Regions from separate parts of the Homo sapiens genome. Here regions 1, 2 and 4 are each linked to region 3. The links are chromatin contacts, found by Hi-C or POLR2A ChIA-PET in ENCODE. All regions are on one chromosome and are shown on one strand. The core of a region is the stretch at or near the end of the contact, and the rest is flanking DNA. Distances in the headings are between cores, read along the strand shown. Region 1 holds the start of HK1 (hexokinase 1). Region 2 holds the start of PCBD1 (pterin-4 alpha-carbinolamine dehydratase 1). Region 3 holds the start of SAR1A (secretion associated Ras related GTPase 1A). Region 4 holds the start of HKDC1 (hexokinase domain containing 1).

Region 1 (2,700 bases), core at 48-2,547, 850 kb before region 3:
GTTGGGGGTTGGATCTCAGGGCACCATATGGTGCAGACTTGGTTGCAGGAAAGTGACCTATTTAGGCAGAGGGGCTCTATACAACTGGGACCACAGCAAACCCTAGAGGTGAGCACCTGCTTCAAAGACTCACAGATCCAAGCTGTGATCCTAGATCTACAACTTCCTGGCTGTATAAAGTCCAGCAAGACTGAGGCCTCACTGAGCTTCAATTTCCTTACCTGTCTAACCAGAATAGCAACAACTTGTTTGTATATTTGAGCTCATTACATGTCATTTTGTAAGGCACTAAAGCTCCTGGAGGCTTCCGGAACACAGAAATAATTAATCTAAGAATCCTAAAGTGGCTGTCCTGGTAGCACCTCTAGGGAGTCCTCCCATCCTACGTAACTTCCTCTGGGAAAGTAGAAAACACGGCACCTGGGAAGGGGCGCTGAACCGTGCCCCAAGTCCCAGTGGGCCTGGATGCCCAAGAGCAAGAGGAGGCCCAGAGGATGGGGACAGGCCACGACCTGTGGCCCAAGTCCCGCCCAGAGGGAGTGCGCCCTGAGGGAGAGCCACCGGAGCTGGTGACTCGGGGGCGGGTGCTCTGGGGTGTCGCTTTGGGTTCAGCAATACAAATCTGCCAGCTGGAGATTAGGCGGGGCACGCCGGGGAGAGGTGATGCACTGCCGCTGAAGACCCAGGTAGGCCGGTGCGTTCGGCCTGGGTGAGGAAGGCGCGGGACCCGGGTGCGAGGACTGCGTAGCGTCCCCGGCTCCCGCTTCCGCCCGCTTTCCACGCCCACTTCTGCAAGTCCCCTCCGGCACCTCGGCGTCCACCGGACTCCTAGGGGCGAGCCCTCATTTCCGAGGAATGGGACCGCCTTCGTGCCCCCGGGGCTGCCAGTCCCTAGACTAGCCCTAGGGGCTTCTCGTCCCGGCGGAGCCGGGCGGTGCCTCCTGCCTGCGCCTCGCACCTCCCCGCCTGGCACGGCCCACCCGGGCACGGCGCCGCCACGCGTGAAGGCCCGCATCGGCTCCCTACGTGGGGGACGTGCAGGATGATGCGGGGTCGGGGGGGATTTCGCTGCGTCGCCCGCCCCCTTTCCGGCGCAGGAGGGAGCGGCCGCCGCGTCCCCGCTCCCCGGCCGGGACGCCACCGCCGGGCGTTGCAGAGGCGCGCCGCAACCAATGGGCGTGGAGGAGGTGGGTCGGCTGGCGGCTGTCACCCTCCAGGGGACGGGAGCGCGGAGACCGGGAGCGCGCGAGCTGTCGCCGCGCCCCGGGCCGAGGGGGAGGAGCCGGGGGAGGAGGAGGAGGAGGAGCCGCCGAGCAGCCGCCGGAGGACCACGGCTCGCCAGGGCTGCGGAGGACCGACCGTCCCCACGCCTGCCGCCCCGCGACCCCGACCGCCAGCATGATCGCCGCGCAGCTCCTGGCCTATTACTTCACGGAGCTGAAGGATGACCAGGTCAAAAAGGTGAGCCCCCGCCCGCGCCGCCGCTGGTCCTGGCCGCAGCCTTGCGTTCCGGCATCCGCTCGCCGCCTCCGCTGCCTCCATCCTCCGGCGCCCGGCCTTCTCCGGGCCAGCATCGAGTTGGACTGCAGGGCGCAAGGAAAGCCTTCGCCTTCGATTCTACCGGCATTGTCAGTGTCTCTGTGTGTGTGCGTTTTTGGGAGGGGGGCAATCGGGCGGAAGACCCCCGAGACCGGGCTGCCTGCTGCAGTGTCCTTGAAACGGGCCCTGGATGTCAGATAGGCCCCCGGGCTGTGCGGGGAGGTGGCCGGTGGGCCCTTCCGCAGGGCCTGTTCGGGAGGGTCCGAGCGCCGTGGGAGGAGGTGTGATCATGGAGATGCTGGGGAGGTGATCGAGCAGCAGGCGGGGGTGCTGGCTGGAGGCCAGGCCTCCCATATTTGGGGTTCCTGGCGGAGGGTGTCGGGTGCCCCGGAGAAGCTGTCGCCGGGCTCTCCCAGTTGTTTGAGCTGCTCGTTAATCTGAGGACGAGGTGACCCGCCCGGCTTCCCGGAACGGGGAGGGGCGGCGAGGCCACCGGAAACTTTGCTCATAGGCCTCGTGTCTGGAGCGGCACGTCTGAATGGAATTTTTTATTCCTCTTAAGCTGTAATTTCTAGCCAGCACAGGAGCTCAAATAAGCGACTGGTCATTTGAGTTGGGTGGACGCCTGTGGCATGCTTGTTCTAGCACTTGGACGCATGCATCCTCCTGTCCTGAGGTGTTGTTGCCTTTGACATCTTAGTGTAAAATACTGTCCGCTGGCAGGTCTTAAAGGTGTATTTGTCTCTTCTGCCAGCTGTGCTACCATATTTTAAAGAAACAGCCTAAGCTGTAGGGAAAGACGCCCGTTTTATCAGTGCCAGGTCTGGTACAGGCTCCAGGCCCACCCACCCTGAACGTGGTGACGTTATTGCTGGGGTTAGCTGGGATGGACTGGCAAAGTCATCTTGACTTTGGCGTTCAGACAGGTGGAGTTCTACAGGTGAAAGGCAGGAGTGACAGGCCTTGATTTTCTGCCCGGCAAGCCATAGGGTGTTCCATCCTCTTCCTGTGCATCTAAGATGACTCCCTCATCTGGCACCATAGGAAACAGGCCTACTGAGGGCAGCGACCTTATCAAGGTCACCCAGTGAGTTAGAGGCAGAGCCAGTCAGGGGGATCCAGGTCTCCCAGTGCCTCCACCCAGGAACTTCACCAGGGTCC
Region 2 (2,700 bases), core at 105-2,604, 720 kb after region 3:
TGCATTACAAAAAAAAAACTTCCTAAGGCAAGCAGGCTTGTGATGGGCCTGGTAGCATTTGGGGTAGCTGAAGCATCGCAGTGCTTTCCTAAGTCCGTCTTTTTTCCCTGCTGTTTTCCCTCCTGAAAACGTGAGCTCTCTCTGGACTGATGTAGCTTGGCCCCTCTCTTCCCCTCGGCTCTGGATGACTATAGGGATTGAATGGCAGCAGCGATTTGCATCATCTGCCCAGTAGGTAGGTCTCTACTCCAGAGCTGGCCTTCTCCCCGTGGCTGACCGCCTGGTCCGTGTATCTAGACAACCAGAAGTCAGCCAAAGCATCAGAGCCCACTGTTTACTTCCTTGGCTCTTAAAGGGGTGGGTGAGTCCAGGTGAGCTCTTAGGAGGCTTCCCTTTCTCGGTAGAGCCTTCTGGAACCCCCCAGGTCGCACAGCCTGCGGCTGAACTGACAAACCTTCCAGGTGCCGGCTCTGGAGACAGAGAGGGGGACGCTGCCCCGTTTGCCTCCTCTGGCGAGGTGTGGGGAGTGGTTACCGATTTCCCAAGCCTGCATCTCTGGGACCTCAGCGCCCCTCACAAACAGCCCCACTCATCCTCCCTCCCCCAAGTCCCTCTCCTATCAAAAGGCCCTCCCAGTCTTGCCTGCTCCGAAGGCCTGTGGACCAGAAATGGTCTGATGAAGCTCGCGAGCTTACAGCAGAGCAAGGGCCCCGCCCCCGCCCCCGCCCCGGGGGTGGGTGGGGGAAGCTCACGGGAGGAGGGCTGCTCCAGCGCCACCAAGCCCCCGTGGCCTGGCACGGGCCTCAAGCCGGCGCGGGGAGTGGCTCTGGGGCCAGCATACCGGCGCAGAGCGTGAGTCCCAGGCAGACCCCGTACCCAGAGTGCCAGCGGGAAGGGGCAGCGGACAGGCACGCACACGAGCGCGCAAACTCAGCCTCCCTCTCGCTCCCACCCCAGTATAAAGCAGAATCGGGCCACCAAGGGGACGAGATCCGTGGACTCCTCCACGACTGTCTTCCCCGGCCCAGGAAGGTCGTAGGCCCCGCCCCCGGAAGGGTCCCGGAACAAGCACTGGCCGGGGTCAGGGCAGGCCTGGCCTCCCAACTGGGTGGGATTCGAACCCGCCACCGCCCCTCTCAGGGCTTCAGCTTCCCCTCCCCGCCGCCAGCGACAGAGAGCCGGGCAGAGACCCCACTTTCGGACCCCGGCGGCTCCGCAGGGGACTCGAAAAGACTTTCCCCCGCCCCTTCCCGCTCCCACCTCGCCCGCGGCTGCCCCGGCCCCGCTGCCCCGATCGCGGCCGCGCACCCCTGGACTCACCATGGCGCGGGCGGCAGCAGGTGGCCAGCGGAGAGGGCAGGCGGCGGCCGGGCGCGCAGGCTGCCGTCCCGGGGCGGGGCCGCGCTCGGGCCGCCCTCCGGTAATGATTAACGTCCCCAGCCAGGGACGCGCTCGGCCTGCTTGCTTCCAGCACTTTCCTCGCTGCTCAGAGCCATCCTCCGTGCTTGTTTCAGGGAGCTAGGGTGAAGCATGAGGGCTCCAAATGCCCGCTTCTGGGTTGGAATCCCACCCCGCCGCTTACAGCTGGGTGGCCCTGGGCGCCAGAATACCTATTTTTTTCTTTATAAAAATCTCTTATTTGGATATAATTGACATGCAATAAATTGCACATATTCAACGTGTACAATTTGATAAATTTTAATGTTTCCCTCGTGAGACCATCACCGAGATCAACATTATGAACATATCATCATCCCTGCAAGTTTTCCCTTGCCCTTTGGTAACCCCTTCCTCCCGAAACCACCTGGCCAGGCAAGCACTGATGTACTTTAGGTCACTATAAATTAGTTTGCATTTTCTAGAATTTTATGTAAATGGACCATAGAGTATATACTAGGCAGGATAACTGTTTTGGGGTTCAGCCATGTTGTTGCCTATATCAATGGTTTCTTCCTTTTATGGCTAAGTAAAATTTATTTTATAGTATTGCATTGTACAGATAGACTACAATTTGTTTAGCGATTCACTATTGGACATTTGCGTTGTTTACCTTTTGGCTATTACAAATAAAGCTGCTGCGAATATGGTGCACAAATCTTCGAAAGTACGTATGTTTTAATTTTCCTTGAGTAAACACTTAGGAATGGAATGCCTGGGTCATGTGGTAGGTGGACTTTTATAACTTATTAGGAAACTGCCATACTGTTTTGCAAAATGGTTGTATCATTTTATATTCCTAGCAGCAGTGTATGAAGGTTGCAGTTCTCTGTCCTCACCAACACTTGATATAGTCAGCCTTTTAAATTTTAATTGGTGTGTAGCAGTATCTCATTGTGGTTTTGAGTTTCCTTGATTAGTAATTGTATTGAATGTCTTTTCATGTACTTATTTGCTAAGGATAAGTTTTTTTTATTGAATAGCATGTTTGAATTTCCTGCCCATTAAAAAAGAAATTGGGTTGTCTTCTTATCGAGTTTTGAGGGTGTTTTATTCTGGATATAAGGACATGATCAGGCAGTGATTTGCAAATATTTTCTTTGCATTATCTTATGGTGCCTTTCAAAGAGCAAACGTTCTTAATTTTGATGAAATCCAATATATCAAATGTTTCTTTTATGGATTTCTATTTTGATGTTGTACACATAGAAATCTTGGCCTAACCCAAGATCAAAAGTTTTCTCCTATGTTTTATAGCTTTTG
Region 3 (2,700 bases), core at 103-2,602:
AAAAGTAATAGTGCCAGGGCTTAAACCCTCATCTCTAACACCAAAGCCTAAGCTCTTCCTGTTAACAGTACATAAAATTCAAACCCAAACCACAAAATTGCTGGGGAAAAAAAAAAAAACTAAAACTTCTTTAACCCACCAACTACACAGAGGATGATCTTCCGAAGTTCTCTTCCTTACAACTCATCACATCTTTTGAATGGTATTTTAATAACTAGCATTCTATTTATTTTCTATTCTTGGTCCATTGTACCACCTTACGAGAAGTTAAGAGTAATCTAAAATTTAAGGTAGGTCTCTAAACTATCAACAAAACACTATTAATGTACCTAAAATGAAAACTTGCGAATTCCAGGGCTAAATGATTCAAACAAATGTTAATAGAAAAGGAGGGCACCAATCTGACCATTAGCCAATTTAAAAATTTACGCATTACTTGTTATACATAATCAGGGCAACTTTAAGACGCCATTCCAGGCAGATTTGGGGTAGTAGGCGGCTGGCTTTTAGCTAACTCTGCTTAGCTGCGGGGTAAATGTCAAAGGTCAGCCCCATGGCGAATCTCCCTAAGCCCCCTGTCGCAACCGAAGCCGATGGAATCAACAAGACAAAGATGCTCCTGACCCACTGGCTAGAATCGTGAAGAAAACGCTAATCCATGTCAAATGCACATAAGGAAATTTTTCCATGCAGAGACCAGACAGGGGAAAAGGGGAAGGGAGAAGGAGAAAATACAGGGTTCGACCCGGGCCATCGGAAGACAACCAAGCGCTGACTTGGGGGTAAGCCCTGGACTAGGGGCCTGTAGACCAGGTTCGAGCGCTCACACTCGCTAACTGCGGAGCCTTGGCCAGCCTCAGTCTCCGAGTCTACAAAACAAGGATAATCATAAAGGGCTCCCACCCGCCTCACCGAGGGCTGTGAGGCTCTTCCGAGACAGAGGACATGGAGCCATTTCGTAAACCGGAGCGCACGGTACAGACAAGAAACTGTTATCCGGCCCAGCAGCTGCGAGACCCCCGAGCGGAATGCAAGTGGACCCCAGGCAAAGAGGACAGCAGGGGACGGAGCAGATCTGGCCAAGTTGTCCCGTCCCCGCCCAGAATCAGCCCCGCGGCCCCACAGAACCGCCTGCGTGTCACTTCCCCCCCACCCAACCCCGCCAGGGCCAGCCTCCGCTCCGACCTCCCCGCCTTCCGTCCCAGCCCCTCGAGCCCCAACTCCCCTCCCCGACGCGACCCTCAGACTCACGGCCTGAGGGGCTCCTCCGGCAAAACAGCGGCTGGCTCGGACCCTCCCTCAGAGCACACTAACCAGCAGCACCCGGGACCGCCAGCTACTCGCCGGATGTACGTCACACCCCTCCCCGGGACTTCCGGGCGCGTAATGGGCCCCGCCCCCTCACAGCGTTACGCCTCTCTGCCCCGGTGCCGTCCCACCAGCGACTCGGGCCGCGGAGGGGCGGGCATAAGGCGTGACAAAGCGCGCTCGGGGTCTGGCCCCGCCTCGGCCCCGCCTGCTCCCGTCTGGCTAGCTGACCGCGCGAGACGTGGCAGCGCCGGAACCCTGGGTCCGGGGCTGGGTCCTGGAGTCCCTGAGCGGCCTGGTACACTCGGGATCGCGGCTTCCCATTCCAGACGCACCAGGAAAGTCAGAAGTGGGTACCGACGGTGACATAGGTCCTGGGAAAGATGAGTTGACCTTGGGGCCCTCCACTTGAGGTGGATCCCTCCAAGCTTTTGCTTTTTTTCTTCCTTGCTTTTTTTTTTTTTTTTTTTTTTTTTGAGGCGGAGTCTCACTTTGTCGCCCAGGCTGGAGTGCAGTGGCGCGATCTCGGCTCACTGCAACCTCCACCTCCCGGATTCAAGCGATTCTCATACCTCGGCCTCCCGAGTAGCTGGAACTACAGGCGCATGTCACCACACCTGGCTAATTTTTTTGTATTTTTACAGAGACAGGTTTCACCGTGTTGGCCAGGCTGGTCTCGAACTTCTGACCTCAAGTGATCCGCTGGCCTCGGCCTTCCAAAATGCTGGGATGAGAGGCGTGAGCCACCGCGCCCAGCTGCTTTTGCTTTGAGTCGCACTTCCTTGCCCTGGGGTGGCCTATGTTTTAGAAAAACAGAAAAACAGCTAATATTTATTGTGCACTTATGTTCCAGGCAGAGCACTGGGTACTTTGCACGCTTTGTCTAATTTCACCGTCATTGGAGTCCTGTGACTCCAGATGCTAGTATTATCCTTATTGACAAATGAGAGAGCAATGTTCAGAATAACCTACCATGCCCAAGTTCACACAGCTAAGTGGCAAAGCAACGTGTTCACCCCAGTATATTTCGCATGCATTTTCTCATTTAATTCTCAGGACAGTCCCACGAGATTGGTACTATTATTACTCTCATTTTACAAATAAAACAGTCTAATGGAAAGATGAATGACGTCTGTGGGTTCATGAAGATCTCAATTCTCCTTTAGTAAAATTTAAATTTAACATAATCCCAATAAAAGTACTAATAGGATTAATAGGTCGTGTGTGGTTTCGTTCTTTTTTTTTAATTACCCTATTTGTTCCTAAAATTCGTATAGAAAACCAAACAAAACTAGTCCAGAAACAGGCTTTCAAAATGAAGAACAAGGAGGTGGGAACTAACCCTGTTGGATATTAAAACATATTATAGAGCCTAAGTTATTAAAACTGGTG
Region 4 (2,700 bases), core at 128-2,627, 950 kb before region 3:
ATTAGCTGGGCATGGTGCCACGTGCCTGTAGCCCCAGCTACCCTGGGGATTGAGATGGGAGGATCACCTGAGCCCAGAAGGCTGATGTTGCAGCGAGTCATGATTCCACGACTGCATTCCAGCCTGGGGGATGAATGAGACCCTGTCTAAAAAATAATAATAACAAGAGTAATAAAAACAAAATGGGATTGGTAAATGCTCCATCCATGTTAGCCGCTGTTGTTAACGCTGTTGTTATTGGTTTCATTAGCCAGCCAGTGACTGTGGGAAGAGTGCAAGGTTGATTGTACCCATGTATTGGGTGCTTTCTGGGTCCTTCTCATGTCAAGTATGATGAGTGAGAAGTGAGTGAATAAAACATCTCAGTGGCCTGAGACATTTCTCTTTTTTTTCTTTTTTTGAGATGGAGTTTTGCTCTTGTCACCCAGGCTGGAGTGCAATGGCGCGATCTCGGCTCACTGCAACCTCTGCCTCCCAGGTTCAAGTGATTCTCCTGCCTCAGCCTCCCAAGTAGCTGGGATTACAGGCACCTGCCACCACTCCTGGCTAAGTTTTTTGTATTTTTAGTAGAGATGGGGTTTCACCATGTTGGCCAGGCTGGTCTCGAACTCCTGACCTCATGATCTGCCTGCCTCGGCCTCCCCAAGTGCTGCGATTGTTACAGGCGTGAGTCACTGCACCCGGCTGGACTGAGACATTTCTTATCTGTGACTTCCTTCTCTCCAGCAGTGATTCCCAGTGAGCACTGGTGACTTCAGTTCACTCTTTCTCAGGAATATTTTTTCCTGGGTCACTACCTGTGAACTAAAGATTTTCTGGCTTAACACTGTGAATAGGTAAACATTTATTGATCATTTTCTGTTAACCATGGGCTATTAGTTAAGAGATCTGATCTGTCACAAATGGAAGAATCTGCCCCAACATTCTTGAAATCCCATTGACCAGGACAATGTTTAGTTTTAGTTAGTTCAGTGCTTCTGAGGAGCAGGGGGTCACAGAGTTATGCCACTGGCATAAAAAACTAAAGAGAAAAGCCTGGGACTGGAAATTTGCAGAGCAGCTCCACCGGTTGAAAGTTGGCTTTGTTTAGTGCCCAACTTCGCAGAAGATTTTCCTCGGCTGAGTGGGCTTGGCAGAGCCCCGGCTTGAGAGGGTTGCTTAGCAATGAGATTTGGTGGCACCCAATTCTCAAGTAGTCAAGCAACCCATCAATACCCTGCTTCCCCCTCCACTAAACCTCAGCTACCATCCAGAGCCTCCTATTAGACAATCAAGTGTGTGCCAGAGGGAGGGACCAAAGGGGTGGGGTGGGGGGGAGTTTAATCATTGAACCAAGCAGGCTGGAGGTATTTAGTCCGCAACACCTCGCTCCCCAGGAGGTCTGCCAGCCTGGACTGGAAGCGTGCAACACTCCAGAGTCGTAGGAGTGAACACTGCACAGGAATCTCTGCCCATCTCAGGAGAAACCAAACTTGGGGAAAATGTTTGCGGTCCACTTGATGGCATTTTACTTCAGCAAGCTGAAGGAGGACCAGATCAAGAAGGTAAGGAGGACCCACGAAGCTGAGAGATGCCCAGCTCCTTCTTCACGGACAAAACTGATTCCCTTAAAAAAAAAATCAGAAGGGAGTGAAGAGAGCTTATTAGAAAAGATACTGGGAGCATATGACCAGTAAAAGACTCACTGAGGGAAGAGGGAGTAATTCTCCCACACTCCTGGGCATTGCATTACTGTCCTGAACCTTACACTTCACTCGGAACTTCCTGGCAGGTATTGGATGCGGAAGCGGGTGAGGAGGGTGTTTGGAAAGCTTGAAGAGGATTGTGTTTGCTGTAAGGGATGTTTGCTCGGAAAGGCCACAAAGGCGAGGAGAATCATTTTCAAAGAAGTTTTAAGAACTGTTGGAGCAGAAGGCTGGGCGCAGTGGCTCACGCCTGTAATCCTAGCACTTTAGGAGGCCGAGGTGGGCGGATTACCTGAGGTCAGGAGTTCGAGACCAGCCTGGCCAACATGGTGAAACCCCGTCTCAACTAAAAATACAAAAATTAGCTGGGTGTGGTGGCGGGCACCTGTAATCCCATCTACTCGGGAGGCTGAGGCAGGAGAATCGCTTGAACCCAGGTGGTGGAGGTTGCAGTGAGCCGAGATCGCGCCATTGCACTCCAGCCTAGGGGACAAGAGTGAGACTTCATCTAAAAAAAAAGAACTGTTGGGGCAGATCTGTTTGTTCATGTATTTGAAAGCATATAAATGTGGGCAGCAAGAAGGTGTGAGTTGCAATAGACAGTAATTGAAATATCTATTATTGGCACCTGCTATTTGCCAATGGTACACTATTCATGGTGTGCATTATTTTGTCACTTTGCTCAGGGAACTTGTCTACAAAATTCATTCCAAAGTGGGCTGGTTAAAGGTTGCCAAGGGTCAACAGGAGGGAACCAGGGTTCTTTCCAGGCAGCTAAAATGAGCCCAGTCTGCTACTCTGGCCACACCGGCTGGCTGTCACGGCCCTGGGCAAAAAGCATCTCTCAAAGTGCAGATGACAGAAGTCCTCCTAGCAGGAGGACTTAGCCAAGGTCACCAAGTATTTAGGATGGAATGAGGATTAAATCCAAGTTGGCTGACTCTTCCTTCAATGCTTTCTGCTGTGCCATGACTCCCTCCTGCTTTACAAAATGAATAAGGAGGCCAGGCACCGT

Evidence for each region. Hi-C counts contacts between places; a loop is a spot of excess contacts on that map. ChIA-PET counts read pairs that join two places held with the same protein, here RNA polymerase II (POLR2A). Pooled maps may share reads with other maps.
Region 1: a loop to region 3 is called in a pooled map, with 12 times the contacts of the local background. The contact joins the promoter of HK1 here to the promoter of SAR1A in region 3. A Hi-C loop is called at or near these places in 1 of 37 single-sample maps with no recorded cell type and 8 of 50 pooled maps. POLR2A ChIA-PET finds 5 or more read pairs at or near these places in 2 of 52 experiments (activated CD4-positive, alpha-beta T cell and activated T-cell).
Region 2: a loop to region 3 is called in a pooled map, with 6 times the contacts of the local background. The contact joins the promoter of PCBD1 here to the promoter of SAR1A in region 3. A Hi-C loop is called at or near these places in 7 of 50 pooled maps. POLR2A ChIA-PET finds 5 or more read pairs at or near these places in 2 of 52 experiments (CD4-positive, alpha-beta T cell and PC-3).
Region 4: a map with no recorded cell type shows a loop between it and region 3 (6-fold over the local background). The contact joins the promoter of HKDC1 here to the promoter of SAR1A in region 3. A Hi-C loop is called at or near these places in 1 of 37 single-sample maps with no recorded cell type and 5 of 50 pooled maps. POLR2A ChIA-PET finds 5 or more read pairs at or near these places in 1 of 52 experiments (HEK293T).

The regions. Positions count from the first base shown.
Region 1 is chr10:69,317,550-69,320,249 of GRCh38, forward strand. It overlaps HK1 (hexokinase 1), which reads left to right and starts at 1,298. Exons shown (of 18, transcript NM_000188.3): 1 at 1,298-1,461. The coding sequence starts at 1,399. RefSeq lists enhancers at 312-541, 1,832-1,881 and a silencer at 852-1,531.
Region 2 is chr10:70,887,211-70,889,910 of GRCh38, forward strand. It overlaps PCBD1 (pterin-4 alpha-carbinolamine dehydratase 1), which reads right to left and starts at 1,355. Exons shown (of 4, transcript NM_000281.4): 1 at 1,321-1,355. The coding sequence starts at 1,323. RefSeq lists silencers at 612-891, 1,222-1,471.
Region 3 is chr10:70,169,162-70,171,861 of GRCh38, forward strand. It overlaps SAR1A (secretion associated Ras related GTPase 1A), which reads right to left and starts at 1,353. Exons shown (of 7, transcript NM_020150.5): 1 at 1,252-1,353. RefSeq lists enhancers at 319-977, 978-1,634, 1,768-1,847 and a silencer at 1,278-1,637.
Region 4 is chr10:69,218,955-69,221,654 of GRCh38, forward strand. HKDC1 (hexokinase domain containing 1) reads left to right here and starts at 1,378. Exons shown (of 18, transcript NM_025130.4): 1 at 1,378-1,544. The coding sequence starts at 1,482. All of the region lies in intron 4 of LOC101928994 (a long non-coding RNA gene), which reads right to left.